Regions from separate parts of the Homo sapiens genome. Here region 2 is linked to region 1. Evidence: chromatin loops called from intact Hi-C (ENCODE). Cell type or tissue: endothelial cell of umbilical vein. All regions are shown on one strand. Links, peaks and the distances in the headings refer to the core of each region. The heading gives the core; the rest is flanking DNA. Region 1 has its middle 19 kb from the start of RAB10. Region 2 overlaps KIF3C (kinesin family member 3C).

The links. A loop is a pair of places that touch in the nucleus more often than their neighbours do. Peaks named below come from ENCODE experiments on the same cell type or tissue, not always from the same donor. Only the 100,000 strongest peaks of a DNase experiment are listed, where the experiment ranks them.
Region 2: a loop joins it to region 1, with 3 times the contacts of the local background. A loop is called at or near these places in 2 of 110 quality-filtered maps.

What each region holds. Positions count from the first base shown.
Region 1 is chr2:26,006,728-26,022,655 of GRCh38, forward strand. No RefSeq gene overlaps it. Among named protein-coding and RNA genes, the nearest start is that of RAB10, 19 kb to the right of the region's middle. RefSeq lists enhancers at 4,567-5,068, 5,069-5,568. In endothelial cell of umbilical vein, for the core only: no CTCF peak of the experiment used is centred there; no DNase peak of the experiment used is centred there.
Region 2 is chr2:25,951,903-25,967,830 of GRCh38, forward strand. KIF3C (kinesin family member 3C) reads right to left here. Exons shown (of 8, transcript NM_002254.8): 2 at 4,441-4,542; 3 at 3,639-3,761; 4 at 2,365-2,483; 5 at 1-3. Among named protein-coding and RNA genes, the nearest start is that of KIF3C, 23 kb to the right of the region's middle. In endothelial cell of umbilical vein, for the core only: no CTCF peak of the experiment used is centred there; a DNase peak (open chromatin) is centred at 9,219; H3K27ac peaks cover 1,762 bases.

The DNA.
Region 1 (15,928 bases), core at 4,307-9,306:
CAGAAAAAGGGAAAAGGGATGTTGAATAAACAACATCAACAGATACTCTCAGTTCTCACTTTCCTTGTGAGTGGGAATCTCTCTTCTGCCAAATGTTCAAGCCTGCTGAGAAGATAAAAAAAAAAAATTAGAGATATGAAGTTTCATTGAAAACTTTAAAGTTCAACAAAAATGGAAGTGATTTTGAAGAAGATAATCTCTTTGACTTGCCTCCAACTGTTTACCTGTCAGATGCACTTTGTCTAGCCAAGCCTACCCTTCCTTCAGCCCCCAGCCCAGTAGGAATTGGACTTTTTCCAGCACCTAGAGCCTCTTGGGTACCTGGAGACCTTCTCAGCATTTAGATGGGCCACATAGTTTAGCATTTAATTAGATATGGACTGGGCCTGGTGGCTCACGCCTATAATCCCAGCACTTTGGGAAGGTGAGGCAGGTGGATCACTTGAGGTCAGGAGCTCAAGACCAGCCTGGCCAACATGGTAAAACCCCATCTCTACTAAAAATACAAAAATTAGCTGGGCGTGGTGGTGCGCGCCTGTAATCCCAGCTACTCAAAAGGCTGAGGCAGGACAGTAGCTTGAACTCGGGAGGCAAAGATTGCAGTGAGCCGAGATTGTGCCACTGCACACCAGCCTGGGTGACAGAGTAAGATCCCATCTCAATAATAATAATAATTAGATATGGTCTTTCATTGTCTAGGTTGTTTTTTAGGAATATTACAGTTGAGCCGGGCATGGTGGCTCACACTTGTAATCCCAGTACTTTGGGAGGCCAAGGCAGGAAGATCATTTGAGCCTAGGAGTTCAGGAGCAGCCTGGACAGCACAGTGAGACCTCATCTCCATTTGTGTGTGTGTGGGTGTGTGTGTGTGTGTGTGTGTGTGTGTGTGTGACAGAGTCTTGCTCTGTCGCCCAGGCTGGAGTGCAGAGGTGCAATCTCAGCTCACTGCAACCTCCACCTACCTGGTTCAAGCAATTCTCCTGCCTCAGCCTCCTGAATAGCTGGGATTACAGGCGCACACTACCATGTCCAGCAAATTTTTTTGCATTTTTAGTAGAGACAGGGTTTCGCCATGTTGGCCAGATTGGTCTCGAACTCCTGACCTCAGGCAATCAGCCCACCTGGGCCTCCCAAAGTGCTGGGATTACAGGTGTGAGCCACTGCGCCCAGCCCTCTATTTTTTTTTTTTTTTAAGAATATTACAGTTTATTTGACAATTCTCTCATGGATCATCAACACTTACAGATGAAATGGAAACAATGTTGCGTCTCAAGATAGCTCCTCCTCTCCTCCTGCCATGTTTAACACTCTCACTGTTCCCAGCTGGTGTCTGCTCAGGGAGTTCATGCTAATTTTAATTTTCTCTAGTTATTAGCTTATTTGAGAGAAGAACTTGTGCCTATTGTTCTCTACTCCTTATAAGGGCCTAACCCACTGTTGAACACATTTTAAGTCTGCAGTACATCTTTGTTGGTTGTTTTAAAAATGATCTTCTGAGCTGGGTGCAGTGTGCATACCTACAGTCCCAGCTACTCAGGAGGCCAAGGTGAGAGGATTGCTTGAGCCCAGGGGTTTTAGACCAGCAGGGCAACATAGCAAGACCCTGTCTCTAAAACAAAGTAACCAAAAGTAATCTTCTGGCTGGGCATGGTGGCTCATGCTTGTAATCCCAGCACTTTAAGAGGCCGAGGTGTGTGGATCACCTAAGGTCAGGAGTTTGAGACCAGTCTGGCCAATATGGCAAAACCTCATCTCCAATAAAAATACAAAACTTAGCAGGGAATGGTGGCGCATGCCTGTAATCCCAGCTACTCAGGAGGCTGAGACAAGAGAATCACTTGAATCCGGGAGGCGGAGGTTTGCAGCGAGCTGAGATCGTGCCACTGCACTCCAGCCTGGGTGACAAAGTGAGACTCAGTCTCAAAAAAAAAACCAACAAAAAACCAAAACAAACAAACAAACAAACAAACAAAAAGACACCACATACAGGAATAAAATGTACTGAGGAGACAAAAGAGTGTCAACCCAAGGATCTCTTTCAGAGGGGTTCCCTTAACTCTGGCAGGCCATGAGGATGATGCCTGGGAGCCCCAGGATTCTCCTGTTACTTTCTTGTGTCCTCAGAAACCACCCTGGTGACTCAGTAACACAAACCTAGGGTGTTGAGTGGGTGGGGCACCGCTTCCCACCCCAGTTTATCTGGTTTTCCCAGGCAGAATAGTACACTGAAGCTGTAGGCAAAGAGGAAGCCCAAGATAGGGGAAGGCCAGGGTGTTGGTTCCTCAGTTTGTTGAAATCAGAGTCATGAAGCAAGACAAGCCAGGGCTTGCTCAGCATTTCTCCTTCCTGGCATGGGTTCACCTCAGCCCCAATTCAGTGGCAGCTCTGTTGGTTCAGAGGGGTGAGGTATCCAAGAGGAGGAAGCTTGTACAATCCTGCTAGCAGGGGAGGGCTGATGGTAGGGTGGAGTTTCAAAGGAAGCCTCTGACATCTGACAAAGGCTGAGTCAGTTATATTGCCCCATCTCTGAATCTGGCTTCTCCTGCTCCTCTACCCTACCCATCCTGCCTTCCAGACACACCAAAGTTCTTTTTATCCCTGACCATGACAGGCATGGCTGCTGTGTGCAGCTTCATAGGTTGTGCACTGCACAGTTCCAGGAGGTGCTATTCCCATAGACAAAGGAGTGAATAACAACTCCAAGAATCATGCACAATTGTACCAGGCAGCCCCGAGCCAAGCCCTTTTATGACTTCCTTCCTTTCCACATATTGCTTCCCCTGCCACAACTGCCCTTGTTTGCCTTTCCTCCCCCCATTTCTTTATATGGTGCAACATCTAACACTTAGTTCTCAAATTCTGCCCAAATATAATCCTGGTGAACACAAACATAACAGAATGCATATGGAAGACCTGACATACAGGAGTCTCGAACTGGCACATTGCCAGCTCATTAAGCTTGGTAGTTTTATTATGCCTGTGGGGTGTTCTAAAAGGTAATGTAAGTAAAGTCCATTAGAACAGCTAAGATGAAAAATACACAATACTAAGTGTTGGTGAAGATGTGGAGCAACTGGAACTCTCATACATTGCTAGTGGGAGTGTAAACTGGATAGCTACTTTGGGAAACTAGCGGTATCTACTAAAGTAGAAGAGATACCTAGTCATGATCTAGCAGTTCCTAGAAATACATACACATGTACTCCTAGAAATATGCATACATACATAGGCTTCAAAAAAAGTGCAAAAATGTTCACAGCAGCACTATTTATAATAGCCCCAAACTAGAAACAACTCAAATACCCATCAACCTTAGAATAGATGAATAATATGGTATATTAATAAAATGGGGATGGGCACAGTGGCTCATGCTTGTAATCCCAGCACTTTGGGAGGCCAAGGTGGGTGGATCACCTGAGGTCAGGAGTTCGAGACCAGCCTGACCAACATGGTGAAACCCCATCTCTACTAAAAATACAAAATTAGCCGGGTGTGGTGGCACATGCCTGTAATCACAGCTACTTGGGAGGCTGAGGCAGGAGAATTGCTTGAACCCGGGAGGTGGAGGTTGCAGTGAGCTGAGATTGTGCCATTGCCCTCCAGCCTGGGCAATAAGAGCACAACTCCGTCTCAAGAAAATACAAATGGCTGGGCACGGTGGCTCACGCCTGTAATCCCAGCACTTTGGGAGGCCAAGGCAGGCAGATCATGAGGTCAGGAGATCGAGACCATCCTGGCTAACACGGTGAAACCCCATCTCCATTAAAAATACAAAAAATTAGCCGAACGTGGTAGGGGCACCTGTAGTCCCACCTTCTCAGGAGGCTGAGGCAGGCGAATGGCGTGAACTGGGAGGCGGAGCTTGCAGTGAGCCGAGAACTCGCAAATGCACTCCAGCCTGGGTGACAGAGCAAGACTCCGTCTCAAAATAAATAAATAAATAAAAATAAAATAAAATAAAATAAAATGAGATGTAGGCCGGGTGAGGTGGCTCATGCCTGTAATCCCAGCACTTTGGGAGGCCTAGCTGGGTGGATCACCTGAGGTCGGGAGTTCGAGATCAGCCTGACCAACATGGAGAAACCCCATCTCTACAAAAAATACAAAATTAGCTGGCTGTGGTGGTGCATGCCTATAATCCCAGCTACTTGGGAGGCTGAGGCAGGAGAATCGCTTGAACCCGGGAGGCGGAGGTTGCAGTGAGCCAAGATTGCACCATTGTACTCCATCCAGCCTGAGCAACAAGAGTGAAACTCCATCTCGAAAAATAAATAAAATAAAATAAAATGGGATGTTACATAGCAGTGAAAGGAATTATTTCTTCACACAACACACAGAAAAGGTCAGACACAAAAGAATACATACTGCAAGTTCAAAAACAGGCACTATGGTGTTAAAAATTAGAAAAGTGGCTCCCCCGTGAGGATGGGTAGTGATTGGAAAGGAGCATGGCGTTTCTGATGTGCTGGTAATATTCTATTTATTAATGTGAGAGGTGGTTGCACAGGTGTGTTTATTTTGTGAAAGTTTATTGAGCTGTATACACTTAGGATTTGTGTGCTTTTGTGTATGTGTGTGATGCTTCAATAAAAACAATTACTTAACAGAAGAAGACAATGTCTACTTTTTGCCATGATGAAGGAATGGGGTCTAGATTTATCCTCTCCTTAATCAAGCAAAAAGTTGAATGAAATATATGAAACAGTGGTTTTAAGACATTGGTCATTGGTCAACAGGGAACTCAGGACAGTGATCCTTAAGAGAAGGGAAACCAAGGAGGTGAGCAGAGCAGATGTCCCAGCTGGAGAGAGTGTCCAAGCTATAGCACAGAGAACGTGGGCTCCTGGAGACCTGCAGAGGAGTCCCCTGACTTTTTTATTTTTGAGACAGGGTCTCACTTTGTCACCGAGGCTGGAGTGCAGTGGTGCGAACATGGCTCACTGCAGCCTCAACCTCCTGAGTAGCTGGGACTATAGGTGCAAGCCACCACACCTGGCTACTTTTTGTATGTTTTGTAGAGACAGGATTTCATCATGTTGCCCAGGTTGGTCTCAAACTCCTGAGCTCAGGTTATCTGCCTGCCTCAGCCTCCCAGAGGGCTGGGATTACAGGCGTGAGTTATTGCGCCTGGCTTCCCCTGATTCTTTGGGTTCCAATCAGTCACGTGTGTGAAGAAACTACTGACACACTGGGGAAAGGAACCCTGGAGAGGAGGAGGAAATGGATCCGTCAGCAGAGCTTACACAGGCTGGGGAGAGCTGGTGTTCCCATTAACTAGAGTAGAAAGACCTTCCAACCCACTGGGCATAGAGTGACACACACTGAGGCTGTGAGGCTAAACCTGCAGCAGTGAGAGAAGTAGTGGGTCTTAAGTCTAAACACGGCCTCTCAGGGGCCAGGTCAGACTAGAGGGAAATTTGATCTGCTAAATCCTCTGAGATTGAGCTAAAGCTTCTTAAGTCTTCCTGGTATGCATGAGACAGGGAGGGTCTTAGAACCTCGGGTACAGCTGAGCCTGTGTGCAGGAATTCAGTAACCCCAGGTGTGGACTATCAGTTTGAAGTTATCTATTGATATGTTTGTTTTTCTCTTATGCGTCATCCCCTCATCAGCGCGTGCACTCTGTGAGGATAGAGATCTTATCTGACTGTGTCACAAGGGCTCCGACCAATGCCTGGCACGTAAATGGCACTCAATAAATATTTGTTGAACTGATGTTGAATGAATAAACTCGCTCTAAACCAAACCCACGAGGGAGAAACCAGATGCAGCATTATTCATTCATTCTGTGAAATGTAATTGACAATAGGCCCGAAGAAACCCCTGTCAGCACATTCCTTGCTTTGTGGAAGGCACACTTCAGAAGCTCAAAGTATATCCAAGAGTCACTTTGTAAATACAGAGTAGGGCTAAGGGGACTTGAAAGATCTTAAGAGCCTGTGTCACTGAGCTATGGCACCCCGATGAGTCATGCTTTCCCACACAGGGACAGGCATCCCTTGCCAAACAGGATCCTGCCTTGCCCAGCACTGGCCTCTCTTCCCTGTCACCGTGGGAGAAACACTGACAGTCTGTCCTCTCCCACTTCTCTTCTCGGTACTCCTTATCAATCATAATGCTTCGGTCCTTTCTACTTGACCTCACATAACAGTGTCTTAGATTACACAGTGTCCCTTACTCGTTACATTTTCCATGTGAATTTGGCCACAATTTCATACATCCTGCAAAAGACAAAATAACCTAGACATGGATCAAGACCTCTCACTACCTAAGTTGCAAAGTCCCTCAGTCACTGTCTCTCGATTTCCCTATCTTTAGAAAATGAAATAATGTACCTTTTCCATCTAGCCTACAGGGCTGTTAAGCAAAAACAAACAAACAAACAAAAAACTGAAGAACATGAATATGAGTGGCTCAGAAGTTGTGATTTAGGCCAGGCACGGTGGCTCACACCTGTAATCCCAATACTTTGGGAGGCCGAGGCGGGCGAATCACGAGGTCAGGAGTTCGAGACCAGCCTGGCCAACATGGCGAAACCCCATCTCTACTAAAAATACACAAAATTAGCTGGGCGTGGTGGCAGGTGCCTATAGTCCCAGCTACTCGGGAGGCTGACGCAGGGGAATCACTTGAACCCGAGAGGCAGAGGTTGCAGTGAGCTGAGATCGTACCACTGCACTCCAGCCCAGGTGACAGTGGGAGCGAGACTCTGTCTCAAAAAAAAAAAAAAAAAAAGTTGTGATTTAACCTTTCTAATTAAAGTTCTATACTAGATTTGCCACTAATGAACTACATGACATGAGATCATTTTGTCAGATGCTTAGCCCAGCATCTTATTCTTAACAAGCCTCCAGGAAATATTTATTATTGACATGGGCTCTATTGCCATGAACTGAGATACCTCCCACTTTCCCAAGGAGCATGCTTGAGGAAAAATAGTTGCTTTTTAGGTAACTATTGTGCTTTTGTTTTGTTGAATGCAAATGATATGAGGTGATAAACTTGGGACCATAACTGAATGGTCTGGAAGAAAAGAGGGAATTCAGAAGTTGTATACGGAAAGAGATGAAGGGAGGAAAGTTGGCAATATGGTAGTAAGGGAGAAAACTTTTGGAGGGAGAACAGGTTTAGCTAGTGGAGTGGAGGGATCTAATTAAGCTTTGCTTTATGGTGTGTGATGTAATCCTCTTCTGTCTTCCCATGAAGCCTTCAGTAAAATCTCCTTAGTCATAGGTATTTTTGAATTTGGATGTATTGGAGGGGATGCAAACAAAGTTCTCAGTTTGGACTTGAGTTGTATAAGGAGTGAGAGCAAAGACCAATCATCTCCTGGTTATATTATCAATTTTAAAATGAGGAGGTGAGGCCGGGCCTGGTGGCATATGCCTGTAATCTCAGCACTTTGGGAGGCCAAGGCAGGCAGATCACTTGAGGTCAGGAGTTCAAGACCAGCCTGGCCAATATGGTGAAACCCCGTCTCTACTAAAAATACAAAAATTATCTGGGTGTGGTGGCAGTTGCCTGTAATCCCAAATGCTCAGGAGCCTGAGGCAGGAGAATTACTTGAACCTGGGAGGTGGAGGTTGCAGTGAGCTGAGATTGTACCATTGCACTCCAGCCTAGGCATTGCAGTGAGACTATGTCTCAAAAAAAAAAAAAAAAAAAAATATATATATATATATACATAAACACATATATATATACACACACATATATACATAAATATATATATATATATATAGAGAGAGAGAGAGAGAGAGAGAGAGAGAGAGACAGAGACAGAGACAGAGAGAGAGAGACAGAGAGAGAGAGACAAGGTTTCCACCCAGGCTGCAGTGCAGTGGCACAGTCTTGGCACACTGCAACCTCTGCCTCCTGGTCTCAGGTAATCCTCCCACTTCAGCCTCCCAAATAGCTGGGACCACAGGCATGCACCACCATACCCAGCTGATTTTTTTGTATTATTAATTTTGTGGAGATAAAGCTCATCACATTGCCCAGGCTGGTCTCAAACTCCTGGCCTGACATGATCTGCCCGCCTCGGCCTCCTAAAGTGCTGGGATTACAGGTGTGTGCCACTGCTCCCGGCCCACACATTGCAATTGGTTGAAAGTCTCTTTTATCTACAAATCACCCCTCTGACACTTTTTTTTTCCTCACAATTTATTTGTTAAAGAACCAAAGTTATTTATAATAGTGATAAATTGATGAATTATTAAAGTTAGGCTGGGTGTGGTGGTACATACCTGTAATCCCAGTACTTTGGGAGGCTGAGGCAGGAGGATCATTTGAACTCAGGAGTTCAAAAACAGCCTGGGCAATATGGCAAAACCCTGTCTCTACAAAAAATACAAAAATTAGCAGGGTGTGGTGGTGTGCTCCTTTAGTCCCAGCTACTTGAGGGGCTGAGGTGGGAGGATTGCTTGAGCCCAGGAGGTTGAGGCTACAGAGAGCCGAGACTGCGCCACTGTACTCCAGCCTGGGCAACAGAGTGAGACCCTGCCTCAAAAACATAAAAAAATTATTTTTAAGGAATTATTAAAGTTAGATATTATTAAGTCAGCTATATCAGTACAAAATGTAGAGACTTATCTGCAGTTTGTGAAAAAAGGCCTAGGATTTTTAGCTGGCCACAAACCTATTAGAGCAAACATCATGACACAGTTGCCAAAATCCTAATCTACACTTAGGTTACATTAACACCAGTACATGTGTACAATGAAAAATGTGGTCGTCTTTTCTACTACACCAGGTCAAACCATGCCTGGCATATCATGCCTGATTGTGGCTCCCACACTTTAAGAGAGATTGAAAAACTGGAGTGATTAGACAAAGTCCTGACGCTGGTAAGAGAGCTATAACATCCCTCCCCTGGCAGGGGAGCCTGGAGGAAAGAAGGGGAAGGGGTAGAGCTGGCTGTTTGCCTGCAGGAGACTCAAGACAGTGGGTCCTTAGCAATGAGAATACACAAAAGGCAGTGATGGGAGAAGGGGCCCTGGAAAACCCACCTTCAGGAGTTTTAAGGCTAAAGAAAAGGAGGAAGAAGGGAATGAGTTAGTGAGAGAGTACACAGAAATTATCAGATCCAACTGTGTGGTAGTAGCCAGTGGGACAGACACAAATTAAGAGTGCATGGAATTATGAAGGGCTGGGCATGGTGGCTCACGCCTGTAATCCCAGCATTTTAGGAGGCCAAAGCGGGCAGATCACTTGAGGTCAGGAGTTTGAGACCAGCCTGGCCAACATGGTGAAACCACGTCTCTAATAAAAATACAAAAGTCAGCCGGGCATGGTGGCGGGTACCTGTAATCCCAACTACTTGGGAGACTGAGGCAGGAGAATCGCTTGAACCCGTGAGGCGGAGTTTGCAGTGAGCCGAAATCATGCCATTAAGCTACAGCCTAGGATACAGGGTGAGACTTCATCTCAAAAAAAAAAAAAGTGCATGGAATTATGAAGTCAGGACTGTGGTGTGGTCTGGGCTGGCAGACGACCAGAAAACAACTGGCCCATGTAGGTATAAATACAATTTATTGGAGACCATTGGTTTGGACTGAGCTCCTGCACTAGGTCCAACAGACCAAACCAAAATGAAGTTACTCATGCTGAAGTTTCATGTCACCAAGCTGAAATTAAGTTTATCTGACCTTCTAAGAAATCAGGAGAATGAGAGATAATAGCCAAATTTCCAAAAAGGCCAGTTTTAGCCAGCGTGATAAGGAAGTCCCCTCTGCTTTAACCTTTATGAGAAAAGTAACTTTGAAACGACGAATCCACTTTTCGTTTTGTTTCTGCTTTCTGTCTCTAAAACCAACCTCCTCTGCTCGGCTCATGGGAACATTCACTCTGCCTTGTAGAATGAGATATTGCCCAATTCTGGAATTTCAAATGAAAGCCAGTTAAAATGTTTAAACTAAATTTGTTGGAATTTTGTCTTTTGACGTGGGAATCAGTGGGAAGGTATTGGGACTCTGGTGTGAATGCCCAGAATCAAGAGTGGAGAGCTGGGCAGAGCTTGGTCTCAGGCCTAAAAGCTTTGATATCAGTACAGTTTGAATAAGAGCTGGTCCCAAGGAACAAGGCAAAGTGAAAGACACTGATTTTTTTTTTTTTTTTTTTTTTAGATAGAGTCTTGCTCTGTCGCCAGGCAGGGTTGCAGTGGCGCAATCTCAGCTCACTGCAACCTCCGACTCCCGGGTTCAAGCAATTCTCCTGCCTCAGCCTCCTGAGTTGCTGGGACTACAGGCACATGCCACCATGCCCAGCTAATTTTTTAAATTTTAATAGAGATGGCATTTCACCATGCTGGCCAGGATGGTCTCGATCTCTTGACCTTGTGATCTGCCTGCCTTGGCCTCCCAAAGTGCTGGGATTACAGGCAGGAGCCACTGCACCCAGCCTTTTTTTAAAACAAGGTCTTACTCTGTCGCCTGGGCTGGAATGCAGTGGTATGATCTCAGCTCACTGCAACCTCTGACTCCTGGGCTCAAGCAATCCTCCCACCTCAGCCTCCTGAGTAGCTGAGACTACATGCATGCACCACTGCACCTGCCATTTTTTCCGGATTTATAGAGAGAGGGTTTCGCCATGTTACCCAAGCTGGTCTCAAACTCCTGGGCTCAAGCCATCCTCCGGCCTCAGCATCCCAAAGTACTGGGATTATAGGCATGCACCACTGCACCAGGCAAGGACACAGATTTTTATTGTTCACCCACAAAGTGCTTCACATGCACTACTTTGTCTGACCCTCACGACAACCTGCAAGGTAGGTATTGTATTCCTACTGTACGGATGAGAAAAACTGAGACTCACAAAGGTTAGTTACTAGCTCAAGATCATGTATGCCTCAGTGGCAGGGCCAGGATTCAGAGCAGGGTGGCCTGGAGGTCTGAGGTTGGAAGCAGGTGTCACCTTAATGACTTAGGAATGAGGTCAGTGTCTGTGTCCTCCAATTATGGTGCCAGGCTCAGTCTCTACGAATGCCTGGAGAATATGTCAGCACTTACTGTAGCTTCATGTTTAGGCCAAGAAAAGGCTGAGATGAGATGATCCATGAGAGTTTTTCACAGAAACACAGACCAAACACAGAAGCAAAATCTTGGTCTTCATATTGCCCCAGACTTGTTCTCTTCTGGGACTGAACCTAGTGTTAGAATCCTGCTCTGCAGGAATAGGGGGGTGTCTTTACATTTCATTCTGGTTATTTGCCTAAAGCAAATCCCAGAGATACCCAGAGAGGGAAGACTTTCCTCTGCAGATGGTGGAAGATGCTGGCGCCCAGGCCATCCTATGTCATCTGTATCCAGACACAGATTCCAGATCCCTGTTCATGCCTCTGAGGACATGGAGCGGGCCTTTTAGCTCTCTTCAGAGCTAGAGTTTCAGGCATATGGTTGCTGCCCTGGATGACAAGGGTAGCACATGGGTGGGAACTCCAGATGCATGTAAGGGAGCAAGAAGCTGCCCACTGAGGAGAATGCTGGGATAGTGCAGGGCTGGGCTGGCCCAACTAGTTCAGCTCAGCCAGGAAAGGGCAGGTCAGATCTGGCTCAGCAGGGGAGGCTGTGTCGGGGAGTGGTGCTGACTCAGGGCCTGGTGAGTCAGGTGACAGCCAAGGACAGCTGTTGCCTGGGTGTTTTTAGAAAACTTTGGCTGCCAACCACTCTCTCATGGGTGCTTCTGCACCTACTCAGAAGCAGGCAGAAAAAAGGAGGGCATCTTCTGTATAAGAAGCTCTGGGTGAGGGGTATTAATATCTGGCTCTACTTATGTTGATCCTTCCCATGAAGTACCTAGAAAACGGAGCAGAAATTAATTGAGAGGCTTCCAAATCCCTTCTGAATTCTCTGAAAATCACTTATCTTTTCTGCTTAGCTCTTTTTAGGCACCTTGCCAGGTATCCAGCATAGAGGTTAAGAGAGCAGGCTCTGAAGTTAGGAGGGCCTGGGATCAAAACCTAATTTCATCATTTATAGTTGTATGACTTAGATCAGACTAAAAACAACTTTTAATTATGGAAAGCTTCAAATATATATGAATGACACACATTAGTATGATGAACCTCCATATACTCATTATCCAGCTTGAATAATCATTAACCCACTGTAACTTTATTTCATCTATACTCTACTTATCCCCTTTGCTCCCACTTATTTTGAAGGAAATACCAGGCATCATCACATTCCATCTCTTTTTTTCTTTTTTTTTTGAGACGGAGTCTTGCTCTGTTGCCCAGGCTGGAGTGCAGTGGTGCAATCTCAGCTCACTGCAGCCTCCTCCTCTTGGGTTCAATGATTCTCCTGCCTCAGCCTCCTGAGTAGCTGAGATTACAGGTGCCCGCCACCATGCCTGGCTAATTTTTGTATTTTTAGTAGAGATGGCGTTTCACCATATTGGCCAGGCTGGTCTCGAACTCCTGATGTCAGGTGATCCACTCGCCTCAGCTTCCCAAAGTGCTGGGATTACAGGCATGAGCCACTGCACCCCACCTTCCATGTCTTTTCACATCTTTTTCTTTTCTTTTCTTTTTTTTTTTTTTGAGATAGAGTCTTGCTCTGCTGCCCAGGCTGGAGTGTGGTGGTGCAATCTCGGTTCACTGCAACCTCCGCCTCCCAGGCTCAAGCAATCCTCCCACCTCAGCCTCCCTACCAGCTGGGACTACAGGTGCATACCACCTTGCCCTGCTAATTTTTGTATTTTTTGTAGAGACGGGGTTTCACCATGTTGCCCAGTCTGGTCTTGAACCCTGGGCCTCAAGCAATGTGCCAGATTTGGTCTTCCAAAGTGCTGGGATTACAGGTGTGAGACACCATGCCCGGCCTCTTTTAACCTATTTAAACACTTGTTTCTTCATCTGAAAATGGGGATGATCATAGTTCCTACATCAATGTATTATTGTGAAGTCATGCCTCTAAAGGGCCAGAACAATGCAGGAACTCCATAAATGAAAACTCATGTTGTTAGATAAAATATAAAAATACCCCAGGCATGGTGGCTCACGCCTCTAATTCCAGAACTTTGGGAGGCTGAGGCAGGAGGACTGCTTGAGGCCAGGAGTTCAAGACCAGCCTGGGAAACATAGTGAGACCCCATCTCCACTTAAAAAAAAAAAAAATTAGCTGGGTGTAGTGACTCACACCTGTAATCTCAGCTACTTGGGAGGCTGAGGCAGGATGATCACTTGAGCACAGGAGTTTGAGGCCACAGTTAGTTATGATTGAGCTATTGTATTCCAGCCTGGGTGACAGAGTGAGACCCGCCTAAAAAGAAATTAGCTGGGTGTGATGGCACACACCTGTAATCCCAGCTACACGGGAGGCTGAGGCAGGAGAATCAGCTTGAACCCAGGAGGCAGAGGTTGCAGTGGGCCAAGATGGTGCCACTGCACTCCAGCCTGGACAGAGCAAGACTGAGTCTCAAAACAAGCAAACAAACAAACAAGCAAACAAACAAAAAAGGGAGCCTCTGCAACTTTCCTATCTCTTTGCCTGTGTCCCTCTTTCCTCCTGGTGACCCTCCCTTCCAGCATCTGAGGACTCTGCCCTGCCAGCACGAGGCCCACTGCTGACATCATGACAGGGTTAGGATGACTGCCCAACCTGTCTAGGCCTCAGGATGGGCTGGGAGCACAGGTCACCTGAACCTGGGGTAGAGGGGGCTAGAAAGAGGCAGTGGAGACCCAGGAAAGAGGAACCGAGGCTGCAGCAGCCTTGGAGGGCAGGCAGGAGCCAAGTTTCAGCAGAGGTGCAGCACATTCAAGTGGCAAGGTCAGCAGAAGGTGGGAAAGAGGAAGTGGACGTGCACAAATGTCAGGTAGAGCTGGAGTCATCCTGGGAATTTTACCAGAAACAAGTGTATCAGTCACGGGTTTTGGTTGCAACAGAAACTGATATTTGGCATTTAGAAGCAGAACATACATTTACTGAAAGGCTATTGGGAAGCTCTCAGAATTACTGGGAAGGCTAGAGAAACAGGCTCAGGGATCTGGGGAAAGCAACAGGCCACAGATTCAGTCTGTTAGGCCAAGCAGTGAGTCCATCACTGCCCCTGCCGGACCCCAAAGAGATTCTGTAGCCTATAGCACCATGGTGGCCAGCACTGGACTTGGGATCCCATCCAGCTCTGGGGTCCAGAGGTGGCCCAGAAACCAAGTGCTACTGCTCTCAGTCGCCCTCACTGTGCCTGCTTCTTTGTGTAGCTGTACACCTGTAATCCCAGCTACTCAGGAGGCTGAGGCAGAAGAATGACTCGAACCCGGGAGGTGGAGGTTGCAGTGAGCTGAGATTGTGCCACTGCCCTCCAGCCTGGGCGACTGGGTAAGACTCCATCTCAAAAAAAGAAAAAAAAAAAAAAGAAAGAAAGAAATAGCATCCCTATTTGGCCTTCAAGGACACAGGGCAGGTTTGCCCTGTGGACACCAGTGCCCTGAGGGAGGGCAAAAGGTAGTGGAACCCTGAATGCATAAGCTACATGGGCAAAAGTCTGGCTTCCTCTTGGGAGTATTTTTTCTTTTATTTTTATTTTCAATGTTTGTGGGTACATAGTAGGTGTATATATTTATTGGGTACATGAGGTGTTTTGATACAGACATGAAATGTGAAAGAAGCACATCATGGAAAATGGGGTATCCATCCCCCCAAGCATTTATCCTTTGAGTTACAAACAGTAAAATTATACTCCTTTAAGTTATTATTATTATTTTTTGAGACAGAATCTTGCTCTGTCACCCAGGCTGGAGTGCAGTGGCGCGATCTCAGCTCACTGCAACCTCCACCTCCCAGATTCAAGCGATTCTCCTGCCTCAGCCTCTGCAGTAGCTGAGACTACAGGCGCACACCACCATGCCCGGCTAATTTTTTGTATTTTTAGTAGAGACAGGGTTTCACCATGTTGGCCAGGATGGTCTCGATCTTCTGACCTCGTGATCCGCCCACCTTGGCCTCCCAAAGTGCTGGGATTACAGGTGTGAGCCACTGCGCCCGGCCCCTAAGTTATTTTTCTTGGAGGTATTTTGGCCAACAGAGATGGCTGCTTTTAGATATTGTCTTGACAGTGACTGACTCAATTAGCAGGTGTGTAAGGGCTTTTGATAACCTATACTTCTACTCTTTCTCTGGCTCCAGGAAAAAGGTGAGGTAGCTTGCAAATAACTGGATTTTTCCAAACAGCTAGCACCAGACAGGGAGGGGAAAGAGCTGACAGCTGAGAGTTGAGCACCAAGCTTCAGAAACTGACAATTCCATAAAGTCCATGGCCAAGTTCATATGATGAAATAAATCTGTCACATTTTTAAATTTGCATGACTATTGTTATGCTATGTGGCAGTTAGGCATAAAAGAAACAGCCAGAATCTATATTTTTTGTATTGATCCAAACCAAATATTTAGGGTTTTTCTTCTCATTTTGATATTTTTCTGCAAATGATAACTATAAAGAGTATCAATATCAATGTCATCTACCTCCATGTGCAATTTGATCTTCTCAATTTGTTTAAAAATTTAGATCTGGGATGCTGAGCACTGAGTTAATCACATTCCTCACTTTCTAGCACATTGACCACTGACTATGTGGTCTGTGCAAGGTCCTACTCATTTTATATTTTTCCCCCTTCTTTTTTTTTTTTGAGACAGAGTCTCGCTCTGTCGCCCAGGCTGGAATGCAATGGCACGATCTCGGCTCAATGCAACCTTCACCTCCCAGATTCAAGCAATTCTCCTGCCTCAGCCTCCCGAGTAGCTAGGATTACAGGCACCTGCCATCATGCCCAGCTAATTTTTGTATTTTTGTAGAGACGGGGTTTCATCATGTTGGCCAGGCTGGTCTTGAACTCCTGACATCAGGTAATCAGCCCGCCTCGGCCTCCCAAAGTGCTGGGATTACAGGCGTGAGCCACTGTACCCAGCCTATTTTTCCCCCTTCTTCCCTCTCA
Region 2 (15,928 bases), core at 7,085-12,084, 52 kb before region 1:
TACCTGGGAGCAGGAATGAAGGAGTGATGGGAAAATGGGTGAGCGAGAGACCACGTGGTGCATGTGAGGGTTGAAGGATTAGAAGCAACAAGCCAAGAGGCAGAGGGGGCTGGGCACGGTGGCTCACGCCTGTAATCCCAGCACTTTGGGAGACCAAGGCGGGCGGATCACGAGGTCAGGAGATCAAGACCATCCTGGCTAACACAGTGAAACACCATTTCCGTCTCTACTAAAAATACAAAAAAAAATTAGCTGGGCGTGGTGGTGGGTGCCTGTAGTCCCAAGCTACTCAGGAGGCTGAGGCAGGAGAATGGCATGAACCTGGGAGGCAGAGCTTGCAGTAAGCTTAGATCACACCACTGCACTCCAGCCTGGGCGACAGAGTGAGACTCCGTCTCAAAAAAAAATAAGTTAATTAATTATTTATTTATTTTAAAAAAAGAGGCAGAGGCAATGTGGAGGTGGGGAAAATCAAGAAGTTAAGGGGAAAGGATCCCTACAGAAATACTGCAGCTTGAAAAATCACTGCTTCTAACAGGTACACAAAATTAGAAAAATGAATAAATACTTTTATTTGATAGCACAATAGGGTGACTATAGTCAATAACTTAATTGTATATATATGTGTGTGTGTGTGTGTGTGTGTGTATATATATATATATTTTTTTTTTTTTGAGACAGTTTTGCACTTGTTGCTCAGGCTGGAGTGCAATGGCACGATCTCAGCTCACTGCAACCTCCACCTCCTGGGTTCAAGTGATTCTCCTGCCTCAGCCTCCTGAGTAGCTGGGATTACAGGCACATGCCACCATGCCTGGCTAATTTTTGTATTTTTAGTAGAGATGGGGTTTCACCACGTTGGCCAGGCTGGTCTCAAACTCCCGACCTCAGGTGATCCACCTGCCTCAGCCTCCCAAAGTGCTGGGATTACAGGTATAAGCCAGCAAATTGTATATTTTAAAATAACTTAAAGAGTGTAACTGGATTATTGTAACTTGAAGGATAAATGTTTGAGGGGATGGATACCCCATTCTCCATGATGTGCTTAGTTCACATTGCACACCTGTATCAAAACATCTCATGTGGCCAGGCGAGGTGGCTCATGCCTGTAATCCCAGCCCTTTGGGAGGCCGAGGAGGACGGATCACCTGAGGTCAGGAGTTTGAGACCACCCTGGCCAACATGGCGAAACTCCATCTCTACTAAAAATGCAAACATTAGTCAGGTGTGGTGGTGGGCGCCTGTAGTCCCAGCTACTCAGGAGGCTGAGGCAGGAGGACCGCTTGAACTTGGGAGGTGGAGGCTGCAGTGAGCCAAGACTGCACCACTGCACTCCAGGGTGGATGATAGAGCAATATTCCATCTCCAAAAAAAAAAAATCTAATGTATCCCATCAATATTAATATATGCAACTACTATATACACACATTTTTTAAAATAATTTTTAAAACAAATTTAAAAATAATTTTTTTTTTTGAGACAGAGTCTTGCTCTGTCGCCCAGGCTGGAGTGCAGTGGCTCCATCTCAGCTCACTGCAAGCTCTGCCTCCCAGGTTCACACCATTCTCCTGCCTCAGCCTCCCAAGTAGCTGGGACTACAGGCGCCCGCCACCACTCTCGGCTAATTTTTTATATTTTTAGTAGAGGCGGAGTTTCTCCGTGTTAGCCAGGATAGTCTCGATCTCCTGACCTCGTGATCCACCTGCCTCAGCCTCCCAAAGTGCTGGGATTACAGGCATGAGCCACTGCGCCCGGCCTTTTTTGTTTTTGTTTTTTTTTTTTTTTTGAGACGTTGTCTCGCTCTGTCGCCCAGGCTGGATTGCAGTGGCATGATCTCGGCTCACTGCCACCTCCACCTCCCAGGTTCAAGCAATTCTGCCTCAGCCTCCTGAGTAGCTGGGATTACAAGTGCGCGCCACCATGCCCGGCTAATTTTTGTATTTTTAGTAGAGATGGGGTTTCACCATGTTGATCAGGCTGGTCTCAAACTCCTGACCTCAGGTGATCCACCTGCCTCGGCTCCCAAAGTGCTGGGATTACAGGCATGAGCCACTGCGCCCGGCCCTAAAAATAATTTTTAAAAAATTTAAAATCACTGATTCTTATGCAAAGATGGTAGCCTCAGGGCCTTCGGAGTTACTTTTGGCCAGCACCTAGCGTCCATTTTGAGGGGTTCATCAAATACAGGCAGAGGAGGTAGAAGAAACTCCAGCACGTGGGCCCATCCCTCAGCCCTCAGACGCATTTTATTCCTAAAGGACTCATGGGAGAGGAGACAGTCAGGATGAGGCCTTAGGGGAGGAGAGGCCTGAGTAATGATGGCTGGCTGTGGGGACCCGGGATGAAAAGAGCTGCGGGCCCTACTTGAGCTTGAGTTCGCGGGTCTGCTCGTTCTGCGCCTCCTCCAGGTCCTGCCGCACGCGGATATACTCATCATGCTGGTCCTGGATCTCCGCCTTCACCGCCTGCAGCTTGGCGTAGAGCTGGGTGGGGACAGGTGCCACTCAGAGGCTGCTTGGTGTGGCAACGAGGCCCCAGTCACCCAGCCTGGGCCGCAGGGCTGCAGGCTCAGAGTCTACCGACTCAGCCCAGGATGAGGCTGCGGGTCCTTTTCTGAACTCCCCGCTGTGCCCAACCCACCACGAATTGGGCTGGGCTATTTAAAGTGGTGCCCCGCCCTCCTTCACTGAGGCCTGTGACCATTGTCTGCTCTTTCTCAGCTGCTATCAGCATCGTGGAATGTTCAAACGGGAGGGGACCCCAGGGACCTTTTGGTCCAATACCCTCCTTTCATAGATGAGGAAGCCAGGCACAGACTTGCTCAAGGTCACACAACCAGCCAATAGAAGAGCCGGAACTAGGACCCGGGGCTTATTTGGAGACCCAGCTCAGGAAGCAGGAAGCCTGAACGAGTTTGGAAGGTGACCCCTCCCACTCCAGTCTCTTCAGGGGCTCTCAAAAGTGGGGTGTGGAGGTAGCATGGCCATCCTGCTCCTCTCCAAAGCCACTGAGGGCTGGGTCCGTGGTAACTGCCACAGTGGCAGTGCCTCTGCCAGGCCTGCCCCTGGGCAGCCACATCACCCACCCCGAAGGGCCTCCAGGTTTTTCCCAGAATCCAAGCTAGAGCTTTGCTGCTTCCTGCCCTAGACCCCCCTCACATGTACATGTCTTTCCCTTGCCACGGGCTTTGCAGGGTTCTGGTGAGCGGCTATTCTCATCCCTTGACATGTCCTTGAGGGCCTTACACTCCCCACCTGAGCTTCCCGGGGTTCCAGTCTCCTCCTCAGCCTCTCTGTATTCCCCTGGCCCTGCTCCAGGCCCAGCTATCCCAACTGTGACTCACTGGTGACACTGAACGGGGTAATCACCCAGGACCATGAAGATGGTAACGCTGGATACTGCAAGTGACAGAGTTTGCAGCCTGTCATAGCCCACCCTGGCCCAGGAGAAAAGGCTCTACTCCACCCCCAGCCCCCGCCTCCTGCCTCCCCCTGTTGCTCACCCCCGAGGCCAAGCCATGTCACTCAGGGGTTCAGCAGTTCCAGCCAAATGGGGAGGAGTCCCTGAAGCACACATCCCTTGGGCAGAGACTGCTGGGCCTCCAGCACACCTTAACCGGTCCTGCTGCAGCGTCTCACCTTCTTGAGTTTCTTGGTTTTGACCTCCACCTCCTGCTGCAGGGATGTGTAGGTGCCCCGGAGCTCCATAGTCTCCTCGTCCCGGAGCATCATCTCCTGCTGCATCTCCCGCTCACGACGTTTCTAGGCCAAGGACGGGCAGTGTGGCTCAAAGGAGCAGTGCATACTCGGGAGGGCCAGGAAAGCTCAGGGGACTGGCTCACTCTGCCTGTCTCGGGACCTGGCTTCACCATGGCCCATGGCCCACATCCACTGCTCCCACCCAATCCTGCAGAGCCCCTGGGAACCCTCCTCTCAGTTCCCAGGGCCATGCCTTTGCCAGGCTCTGCCCCATGTGGATGGAGACCCCAGCCCCTAAGAGCTGGCCTACTCCAGAGGCGTTAGTCACACAGATGGAGGCACATCACACTGCCTTCCAAGCTGCCTCACCCTCTCCCCAAGTAGTATAATGGTTGATTGGTAAGACCAACAAACTGTGGCTCTTGATGATTTAGGGAAACAGTCATACAGTTGGCAAAGAACTCACACCACCTTGTGGAAGGCCCAGGAATTAGTACCAGGTGGCTTGTGGAGGCTGATGTTATGGAGAGCTATCACGTCCTCTCGCCCACCAGCTAGCAGTGCCCCTGCCAAAGGGAAGACCCTGGGCTAGTAGACCTGTGGGACCCAGGGTGGCATGTCTGAGATTCTCAGCACTGTAATTCCAGAGATCCAGAGTCCACCATGGTTTACGGCCCTGCACCTCCCAGACATGAGCTGCAGGCCACACTCTCCAAGGGGACCTGGCACCTGGAGGCCCTACCTGCTCGGCAATCTCCTGCCTCTTCAGTTCCAACATCTTCTGCTGTTCGTTGGTGTGATCCATGATGTTCCTGCCCCCGATGAGGAGCTTGCTCTCCATGGCCTGGGGACACAGAGGGGTTGGGAGGTGGGCTTTGCAAAGGGTCCACAACATTGCTAGCTGGAGAGATTTTGCTTCCCTGCTCTGTGGTCCTTCTGGGAGTGGACACCAGATGTGTCCCAGATGGGGCCTTGTGGCTTTCAGGGAGAATGGAGTTTTCCCCTCTAGTGTCTCAGGTCCCAGCACAAGGCTCTTATTGTCAGCAGGAACACTAGGGAGGCACAGAGGGTGCCCCTCGGGGAATCTAGGGCAACTGGTCTGTTTGCTTTGGGTACACAGGAAAGGTTGGTCCACCAGGGCTAGGAGGAGGATGGGGGTGGCAACCTAATCCTGGCAACCAGGACCCAGCTGGTGTTGAGGATTGGGAAAGATAAGATACAGTCACCAGGTAGCCCAGCCTTTAGCTAACTGGCTTCCAACTCAGGAAGACAGCTCTCAACACAGGCAGCAGGAAAGGGTCTAAATCTTCAGCTGATGTGGAAAGCAGAAGAAAAGCCAAAGGGAGCAGACTGCACAGCAAGAAGGAACAGCACGGGCCCAGCACAGCAGGAGCTTTGGAGAGGGCCGGGAAGACTTGGTTCTACCCACTTACCTCGAGGCTTTGGGCAAATTAATCCCTTCAGGTCTGTCATCTACAATATTGGAACACCGCCTATGTTCCAGGATGGCTGGCAAACATTTGTGGAGCGCTAAGTATCTATTAGATGCTGAGCTAAGCCTTTAACACCATGGTTTCCATCCCCCCCTAAGAGGGACTATTCTCCTCCGCATTTAATAAATGAAGACATTGAGAATGACCAGCCTAAGGCCATGCAGCTATTGAGTAGCAAAGAGGAGAGATTTGAACCTCGTACCCCCAGTCTCACTCTGTGAAAGCCCCTAGTCAGTGCTTTGGAATCTGAAGCTGAAATAATGTCAGATTTGTGTAAACTGTGACTACATAAAATGTATTTTCAAGAGGGTGCTGTCGGCAGCCTTTCAAAACCTATTCTGGTTTGGGGGGGTGCCCGATTTGAAATTTTAGAAAATGAAAATAAAATAAGAAGAAGGTGCTGTCCCAGGGTACCCAGTTGTCCTCTGGCTTCATCACGGGCCTCCTGGAAGGTTGAAATCACCTTGAACCAGTGGAAAAAGCTGGCTGCTTCTCCACTGGAATTTTTCCCAGTGGAAACAGCTGACCTACCTGAGGGATCTCAAAGCAGGGGGTGCTGTCAGACTTGGGGAGCAGGAGACCACCTGTAAGAGCCACATCATTGGGAACACAGCCAGACAGGGGTTAACAGTGGCTTTTGGGAGGTCAAGGAATGGGCTGTGTGAGGCTTTGTCACCCAAAGACGCTGAGCAAGTTGGGCCCGCCAGAGAGGCACGAGCTTCATTCCAGCCCCACACAGCCTCAGAGGCCAAGGCAGGAGGAAGAGGCCTTGAGCCCTGGAGGCTGTCCATGCTGCCACACTGCAGCCGCCTGCGCTCCTGGTTAATGATCTCCCCTCTTACCGCATTGCCTTGCCACAGACCTAAACCCATCCTAGGCTCCTCCTTCACACTCCAGGTCAGCATTTGCAGGACCATGAGAGGGAAGAATCCCTTACACTGCATCCTCAGCGACTCACCTGCCTCGCCTCATCCCTGCCCTGCCTCTCATCCGTTGCATCTGGCCAGTGAGTCAAGGCCATCAAATCTGCTCCTCAGTGCGGCTCCCACCACCCCCCATTTTTCATTCTCACTGCTACCTGCTGGCTTCATTGCAGCCCCCACAACTCTCCTGGACCACTGCTGTGGTCTCCCCACTGCCTCAGTGTCCCCTTCCACCCCTCTGCCACATGACACCCAGGCAGATCCACTAAAAACACAACCCTGGGCTGGGGACGGTGGCTCATGCCCGTAATCCCAGCACTTTGGGAAGTTGAGGTGGGCGGATCATCTGAGGTCAGGAGTTCGATACCAGCCTGGCCAAAATGGAGAAACCCCAGCTCTACTAAAAAGACAAAAATTAGCTGGGTGTGGTGGCGTGCACCTGTAGTCCTAGATACTCAGGAGGCTGAGGCAGGAGAATCGGTTGAACTAGGGAGGCAGAGGCTGCAGTGAGCCGAGATCACGCCACTGCACTCCAGCCTGGGTGCCAGAGTGAGACTTCATCACAAAAAACAAAAAACAAAAAACAGCACAACTCTGAATGCTTGCTCCTTGGCTTCAAACTACTGAATGGACCTCCATTCCTTACAGGATGAAATCCAAGGTCAGCTGCAGTGACAGGCCCCGGGAGCTGGCCTGGCCTCCCGGTTCCTCTTACTATTCATGCTCTGCGTATGCTCTGTACTCCAGCCTCACCAAGAGAATTCCAGCTCCCTGGGGGCCCGGTGCGGTGGCTAGCGCCTGTAATCCCGGCACTTTGGGAGGCCAAGGCAGGCGGATCACCTGAGGTTGGGAGTTCGAGACCAGTCTGACCAACATGGAGAAACCCCATCTCTACTAAAAATACAAAATTAGCTGGGCATAATGGCACATGCCTGTAATCCCAGCTACTCAGGAGGCTGAGGCAGGAGAATCGCTTGAACACGGGAGGCGGAGGTTGTGGTGAGCCGAGATCACGCCATTGTACTCCAGCCTGGGCAACAAGAGCAAAACTCCGTCTCAAAAAAGAAAAAAAAGAATTCCAGCTCCCTCAATGGGCCATGGCATTTCACAAGCACCTGGGTTCCTCCTCCCACTCCACATCTAACTGGAAAACTGCCACTTTTTCTGCAAGACACACCTTGACCATTGGGAAATTTTCCCTGATCCCCTTGAAATTGCTCTTTCGGGCCCCCTCAGTAACCAGGCCATATTCCTACTATTTCTCATAATAGAATAATTATTCATTTACATGCTGTCCCCCCTGTGAGCTCCCTCATGGCAGCAGTCATATCTTACTCATATCTCTGGGTCCCTGGACTTAGCTCAGTGCTTGGCAGATAACAAGTGCTCAATACGTATTTGATGAACCAAACAGAATCCTTGGGGGTTGTCCCAGAGTGGGTTCCAGGTCCCTTCCTTGGGCTCTCTTTTTTTTCTGCAGTGGCGCGATCTTGGCTCACTGCAACCTTCACCTGCCACGTTCAAGCGATTCTCCTGCCTCAGCCTCCCACGTAGCTGAGACTACAGGCACATGCCACCACACCCAGCTAATTTTTCTATTTTTAGTAGAGATGGGGTTTTGCCGTGTTGGCCAGGCTGGTCTCGAACTCCTGACCTCAAGTGATCCGCCTGCCTCAGCCTCCCAAAGTGCTGGGATTACAGGTGTGAGCCACTGCACCCGGCCACCTTGGGCTCTCTTTATCCCAGTTTCTCCTCCCATTCATCAATCCACACTCACTGTCATGGGGCCCGATCATCTGGGGAACCTGGCAGGAGGGGTGGGGTGGGTGTGAGAGAAAAGAGAAGAACCACATGGAGGAGGCCCCTACTGTTGTGGACCATGGATACCTGATCCCCTAACTACTGGGTCACAGGTCTTCAGGAGCCTGCTGTCTGGCCTGGCCTCTGAATCTGGGACACGCTTGTCCATTTCAACCCTGAGACCCTTCATTTTCCCCAGCATTTTATGTGGCTCTAGCATTCTTTATTCTTTATAATCAAAAGACACTTGCTCTCAAATATCACTGCATGTTAGAAACACCTGGGGAGATTTTGTAACACTCCAGAGCCAGGTGTGGTGGCTTATGCCTGTGGTCCCCATTGTTTGGGAGGCTGAGGCAGGAGGATCGCTTGAGCCCAGGGGTTCAAGATCAGCTTGGGCAACATAGCAACGCCCTATCTCAAAAATAAATAAGCAAATCAAATAAGAAATTCAGACCTAGTGAATTGAGATCCATATTGTACTGAGATTCCCAGGTAATTTGGATGCACATAAATGTCTGAAAAGGACTGGTGTAAGGGGCATGCATATTATTAGCACTATCATTTTTCCAGTGAAAGCTCACAGAGGTTATATAACCCATCCAAGGTCACATGATGGCCCCCTCAGTAACCAGGCCATATTCCTACTATTTCTCATGATAGAATCATTATTCGTTTACATGCTCTCTCGCCTGTAAGCTCCCTTAGGACAGCAATCATATCTTACTCGTATCTCAGGGTCCCTGGACTTAGCACACTGCTTGGCAGATAACCATCTGTGAGCTTTCACTGGAAAAATGATAGTTATATGCCTCTCATTAAATTTAAATGGAGATCCAGCTGAGCAGGATGGCTTATGCCTGTAATTGCAGCACTTTGGGAGGCTGAAGTGGGCAGATCCCTTGAGTCCAGGAGTTCAAGACCAGCCCAAGTAACATGGCAAAACCCGTCTCTATAAAAAATATAAAAATGGGTCAGGCATGGTGGTGTGGGCCTGTGGTCCCAGCTACTCGCAAGGCTGTGGCAGGCGGATCACTTGAGCCTGGGAGGTTGAGGCTGCAGTGAGCTGAGATTGCGCCAATGCACTTTAGCTTGGGCAACAGTGAGACCCTGTCTCAAAAAAAGAAAGAGAATTAAAAACAAAAAACTTAAATGGAGACCTGGCCTAGGCCTGCCTGGCTCCAAAGCCCAAGCTCTTCCTATTGCAGGGGCTGTGGTGACTCCTTTAGGAAGCAGAACCTGCTAAAGGAAATCAACATGTTTCCGGCAAGAGGAAATGGTGTCTGACTAATCTCTGAGAGTTCTTTCAGAATGGGACGGAATAGGTTATTACAGCACATGGGGAAGCCAATGACCAGAACTCTGGAGGTTAAAGCACTCCTGGCAAGGCTGCACATCAGAGGTTATTCAAAGTTACATGGGGAGTGAAGAGATGGAGAAAGGGGAAGTGAACTAGGGAAAGGAAACAGAAATAAACAGGTATTTCTCTGGATGGAAAGCACTCAAGTGTGAAACAACAGGACTAATCTCTGAAGCTGTGCAAGAAGGAGTGCATGGGTGAAATACCCAACTTCACAGACACCCCCAAATCCTCCTAGGTGGTAAAGTACAACAGAATTTCTAGCCTATGTGAGCTGACAAAAAATGGCAGATGAGCATCAATTACAATTTTACATTTTGGGGAAAAGGAATCCTAACTCTACTAATTAAATGATAGCCATGGGCAATCAATTATAAGCCCTAAAAAGGGGAGGAGGAGGAGGAGTAACACTCCACTGTTCCCAGAAGACACTGGCTGAATATGCTGCCACAGCTAAAAAAGTCAGTAGCATCTGCCCAGGCACCATCATGAAGGCTTTTTAGAAACAAAACATTGTACCCTCATATAAAACCATGATGTGGCTGAATTGGGAGTACTGTGTGTAGTTCTCTTACTGCATCTCCAGAGACATAAAGCAGAGAGAAGATCAAGAGAAGGGAGGCTTAGGCCGGGCGCAGTGGCTCAAGCCTGTAATCCCAGCACTTTGGGAGGCCGAGGCAGGAGAATCGCTTGAACCCGAGGCGGAGGTTGCAGTGAGCTGAAATCGTGCCACTGCACTCCTGCCTGGGTAACAGAATGAGACTCCATCTCAAAAAAAAAAAAAAAAGACTCTGTTCTGAAAAGACAAAGAAAAGTTAAGAGGATAAGTCTGGAAATGAAACAATCAAAACTGGGGATGAAAAGGAAAGATCCAGGCTTTTCCAATCCATCCTGGCACATAGAGTAAGAGCTCACGTCTTGAGGTTTGACAGCAGCAGTTTTTAGGACAAACGAAAAGGAGTTTTACTGTTTATAGAAGGTAATACATTTACGAAATTTGTTACTTCAAGAGTTAACCCTGGAGGAAATACCAGTCTATTAAAGAATTCTGGGGACACGTTTTTAACCCTTTATTGTCTTTCTCTCCTTTCAGAAAAAAAGAATTGCACAAACATCAAAATCACCAAAGAAATAAAATGACAAATGCCACATATTCCCTACCATGGCTACTTGGTTTCTTTCATTTTCCCTGGTTTTTTTTTGTTTGTTTTTGTTTTTTTGAGACGGAGTTTCGCTCTTGTTGCCCAGGCTGGAGTGCAATGGCACGATCTCGGCTCACGCAACCTCCACCTCCTGGGTTCAAATGAGTCTCCTGTCTCAGCCTTCCAAGTAGCTGGGATTACAGGCGCGCACCACCACACCCGGCTAATTTTGTAGTTTTGTAGAGACAGGGTTTCTCCATGTTGGTCAGGCTGGTCTTGAACTCCCGACCTATGGTGATCCACCCACCTCAGCCTCCCAAAGTGCTGGGATTACAGGCATGAGCCACTGTGCCTGGCCCTTTTTTCACCTCTATGGACATAGTATAAACACAAGCTTATGTCTTGCTATTTCCACTTTACCTAATATATATATAATATAATATATATATAAAATATATGTTATATATATAATATATATTATATAATATATAATATATATAATATATAAAATATATAAAATATATAATATATAATATAATATATAATATATATAATATATAAAATATATATAATATAAAATATATATAATATATAATATATATAATATATAATACATATAATATATAATATATAATATATAATATATATAATATATAATATATAATATATAATATATATAATATATAATATATAATATATATAATATATAATATATAATATATAATATATAAATATATAAATATATATACACACATACACACACATATATGCATATATATACATATACATGTGTACATAGATACATGTATATGTATATATATGCATATATGTGTGTGTGTGTATGTATGTGTGTGTGTATATATATATATATATATATATTTTTTTTTTTTTTTTTTTTTTTTTTAAAGATAGAGTCTCACTCTGTCACCCAGGCTGGAGTGCAGTGGTGCACTCTCAGCTCACTGAAACCTCCCGCCTCCCAGGTTCAAATGATTCTTCTGCCTTGGCCTCCTGAGTAGCTGGGACCACAGGCACCCACCACCACGCCTGGCTAATTTTTGTATTTTATTGTAGAGACAGGGTTTTGCCATGTTGCCCAGGCTGGCTCAAGGGATCCACCTGCCTCAGCCTCTCAAAGTGCTGTGATCACAGGTGTGAGCCACCACTCCCAGCCTAATTTTTTGCTTTTTTAGGTGACTTTCTTAGAAAGGAATTTCAGAAGAGGACAAAGGGTTATAAACATTTTGTGTATCTTGGAACATATTGTCAATTATCATTCTAATGACTTAAACTACTGCCAGCAGTAAATAATGGAACCATTTTTATTACAGCATCATAGGCATGAAGTATTATTATTATTATTATTATTATTATTATTATTATTATTATTTTGAGACAGAGTCTCACTTCGTTGCCCAGGCTAGAGTGCAGTGGCGTGATCTCGGCTCACTGCAACCTCTGCCTCCCAGGTTCAAGCGACTCTCCTGCCTCAGCCTCCTGAGTAGCTGGGATTACAGATGTGTACCACCACACCTGGCTAATTTTTGTATTTTTAGTAGAGATGGGGTTTCACTATGTTGGCCAGGCTGGTCTCAAACTGCTGACCTTGTGATCCGCCCACCTCAGCATCCCAAAGTGCTGGGATTACAGGCGTGAGCCACCATCCCTGGCTCCGCATGAAGTATTATTATTTTAAAAATTTGTTATGGCTAGGCACAGTGGCTCATACCTGTAATCCCAACACTTTCGGAGACCTAGGCAGGTGCATCATTTGAGGCCAGGAGTTTGAGACTAGCCTGGCCAACATGGCAAAATCTCATCTCTACTAAAAAGACAGAAATTAGCTGGGCATGGTGGCGTGCACCTGGAATCCCAGCTACTCAGGAGGCTGAGGCACAAGAATCGCCAGAGGTTACAGTGAGCTGAGATAGCACCACTGTACTCTAGCCTGGGCCACAGAGCAAGACTCTGTCTCAAAAATAAAATAAATAAAATAAAATAAAAATAAACATTTGTTATAATAATAGATATAAAATCGAGCCTCTGCATTCATTTTATATTCTCCATACCTTTAAGGTGGTCTTTGTGGAGGCCTGAGCTTTCCTTTCCCAACATACTCTATATTGTGTTTTTAAAAACTTTTTGGTGATTTTTCTTTTTCCATTAGAGACGGGGTCTTGCTCTGTTGCCCAGGCTGGAATGTAGTGGCATGATCAGAGCTCACTGCAGCCTCCAGCTCCTGGGCTCAAAAGATCTTCCCACCTCAGCCTTCTGAGTAGCTGGAACTACAGGCATGTGCCAGCATGCCGGCTAATTTTTTTGGTGATTTTCAAGTGAAGAGATGGACCTCAGATTCAAAATGAAATTTTTTGTTTATTCAGCCTCCACCTTCCCCAGCTATCCACACCTAGGCCCAAGTCCTTCTCACTCAAAGGCTACCAACTCACCCAGTTCTTGAAGCCACCTGGACACTATCAGGCATAATTTGAGCTGCCAGTCAGGCCTGGGGTCTGATGCATTAGCCAAGCATGACTGCTGAGTCCCCAAGTCCCAGCCCTCCTTCCTCCCTCTTCCCCATTACAGGAGTCTCAAGACCAGCTCCTGGGCTGGTTTCTGCTCATCTGCTTCCGCGTTGGATCTCCTCTGTGGACCTAGAACTCTGCTTCACAATCTCTCCTGCGGGCTGGGCCCTGGGCTCCATAAAGAGAATCCTGGACGATGACTAACTGGCCACTATCACTCCACCCGTCTGTCCAATGCCCCTGTGTTTCTCTGCCAGCCCTGCCGGGACCCAGCACAGACGTGGTCTGAATGTCAACTGAATTTGCCTTATCAGTCACTGGCCAAGTCTTGCCCACTTGCTCAAACCCACACTCTCAGCCAAGCCTGGCTGACAGACCAGTCTTGTGCTGGGAAGATGGGGTTGGCTCTGGCATGAAATCTGTGGGTGGGCCTCAGTCCAGGTGCAGGGTCTCTGCTCCCTCCTTCTCCCCAGTCTCACCCCAAGCTGTCTGCTTCACTCCCATGCTCGGAAATATGTCATGCATGAGATTCCTTTCTTGGCTTAGAAATAGATTTTTTTCCTTTACTTTTTTATTTCCACATTTGTCTGAGGATACCAGTGGCCATCTCCTCCTTTCTCTCAGAGATCTTGAGCCTTTTCTTTTCTTTTGAGACACGGGATCTCGCTCTGTTGTCCAGGCTGGAGTGCAGTGGTTCACTGCAGCCTGGATGTTCCAGACTCAAGAGATCCTCCCACCTAAGCCTCCCAAATAGCCGCATGAGCCACCACACCCGACTAATTTTTTTAGAGATCTCTATCCTTAACCATCACCTATGAGGATAGGGAGGGACAGGGATGCCTGAAATCCCTGAGCCTAATTCAGTCTAGAATATACCAAGCAGAGGACATGAGAATGTGGAGTTCCTAGTCTTCAAGAGAACTTCCCTGAAGCTCTCAGCCATTCCAGTCAATGCTTCTTTTGTAATATTTCAGAGCAAAAGACTATAGGTGGGTGGGCCTGGGGACAGGATTGGGTTTGGTTCTGCTGATTCTAAACAAGTCCAGTGTAACTAAAAGGCCAGCACAGGCTGTGGGGGTGGAAAAGACAGGGCTGGGAGCTCCAGGGCACCATAGTCTCTCACTTGAGAGATGGATATGAAGGGCAGGGTAACCAAGGGGACTTTGGGAATCATCAACCCCAACCCCCATGCTTTATAGATGGGAAACAAAGGCCTAGAAGTGGAGTCCTTGAAGCCTGAGTCTCCTAATTAAGGAATCTGTCTAGATGCTCTTTTTTTTTTTTTAAGACAGTCTCATTTTGTCACCCAGGCTGGAGTGCAGAGGCACAATCTCGGCTCACTGCAACCTCTGCCTCCTGGATTCAAGCAATTCTCCTGCCTCAGCCTCCTAAGTAACTGGAACTACAGGTGCCTGCCACCACGCCCAGCTAGCTTTTGCATTTTTAGTAGAGATGGGGTTTCACCATGTTGGCCAGGCTGGTCTCGAACTCCTGACCTTAAGTGATCCACCCACCTTGACCTTCCAAAGTGCTGGGATTACAGGCGTGAGCCACCACGCCCCACCTGTCTAGCTGCTCTTATATTGACTATGTGCTTTCCAAATAACTTCCCAATTTGACTAAGGCTCTGATTCCAGGTATCAGAGGCAGGTCAGCTGCTGTGACAACAGCCAGGTCACTACAGGGACAATGCCAGCTTGTAGACACAGCCGGGGATACTCAGAGACTCACCTTTAACTATTCCAGGAGCAAATGGAGTGCAAAACCAGAGCGGGGAGAAAGGAGGCCCCAGTACTCATAAAGCACTGACGTGGAAAGCTAGAATGGAGACAGCCAGGCCCAGCCAGCCACTCTTCTGGAAAGATAGCATCAAGTATGATTTTACAAGGACAGAGAAGCCAAACAGGCTCTGCCCTGCCACTGCCACCTATCTGTGACATTCCGCAGGAGACAGGAGTCTCAGATGCAACTGGCCATGTGCCTCAACTGGGTTAACTCCTTTTTACCTTAATCGTCCTATCTGATGCTCACAAGAACCTTATGAGATAATGGTTATGATCCCCATTTGACATAAAAGAAAACTAAGGCCCAGACAGGCGAAGTGATTTGCTCAAGGTTTGGAGCCAGTAAATGGCAGAGTGATATTTGACCACCACCGCCCTAACTCCAAGCCCAATGTCCTTTTCTCTGTTCCATGGCTTTCTTCCAGGTTCAGACAGGAAAGCACCTTGGAGAGAAGCAGCATTTGGTATTTGTACCTTTGCCAACTCAGGAACCATCAGGAAAGCTCAGAGCCTCCTTGCTTTCTCTTTTGGCTGAAATAGGCAGGGCTCTGCTGCTGCTGCTTCTGCCTGTGTGAGAGTCTTATGGGGGTCTCTGAGATAAGTGGGTTAGAGCTCTTAACTGTGTGCTGGCAGGGAGGTTGTCAGGATCCCTAGAGTCCCAGAGAGAGGCTAAAAACTCTGGGAAAATATTTGTGGGAAGGGCCCCTGCACAAGTTCTGTGGTGGAATGATATAAAGGTGGCTGGGTGTGGGAGTCAGGGTGCTCCAGTCGGGCTACACACTCTGCCACTCTCTTTGCTACAAAACCTAGCTCTTCAGCCCTTTGGACTTCCACTTTCTCATCTGTAAAATGGGGAGAATACCTGCTACCTTTCAGGCCTTGGGTAAGAACAGCAAGTTGGGCTGGGTGCAGAGGCTCACGCCTGTAATCCCAGCACTTTGGGAGGCTGAAGCAGGCAGATCACTTGACCCCAGGAGTTCAAGACCAGCCTGGGCAACATAGTGAGACCCCATCTCTACAAAACATTTATTTTAAAAATTAGCCAGGCGTAGTATTGTGTGCCTGTAGTTCCATCTCTGTAATCTCATCTACTTGGGAAGCTGAGATGAAAGGATTCCTTGAGCCCGGGAGGTGGAGGCTGTAGTGAGCTGAGATTGCACTACTGCATTCCTGCCTAGGTGACAGAGTGAGACCCTGTCTCAAAAA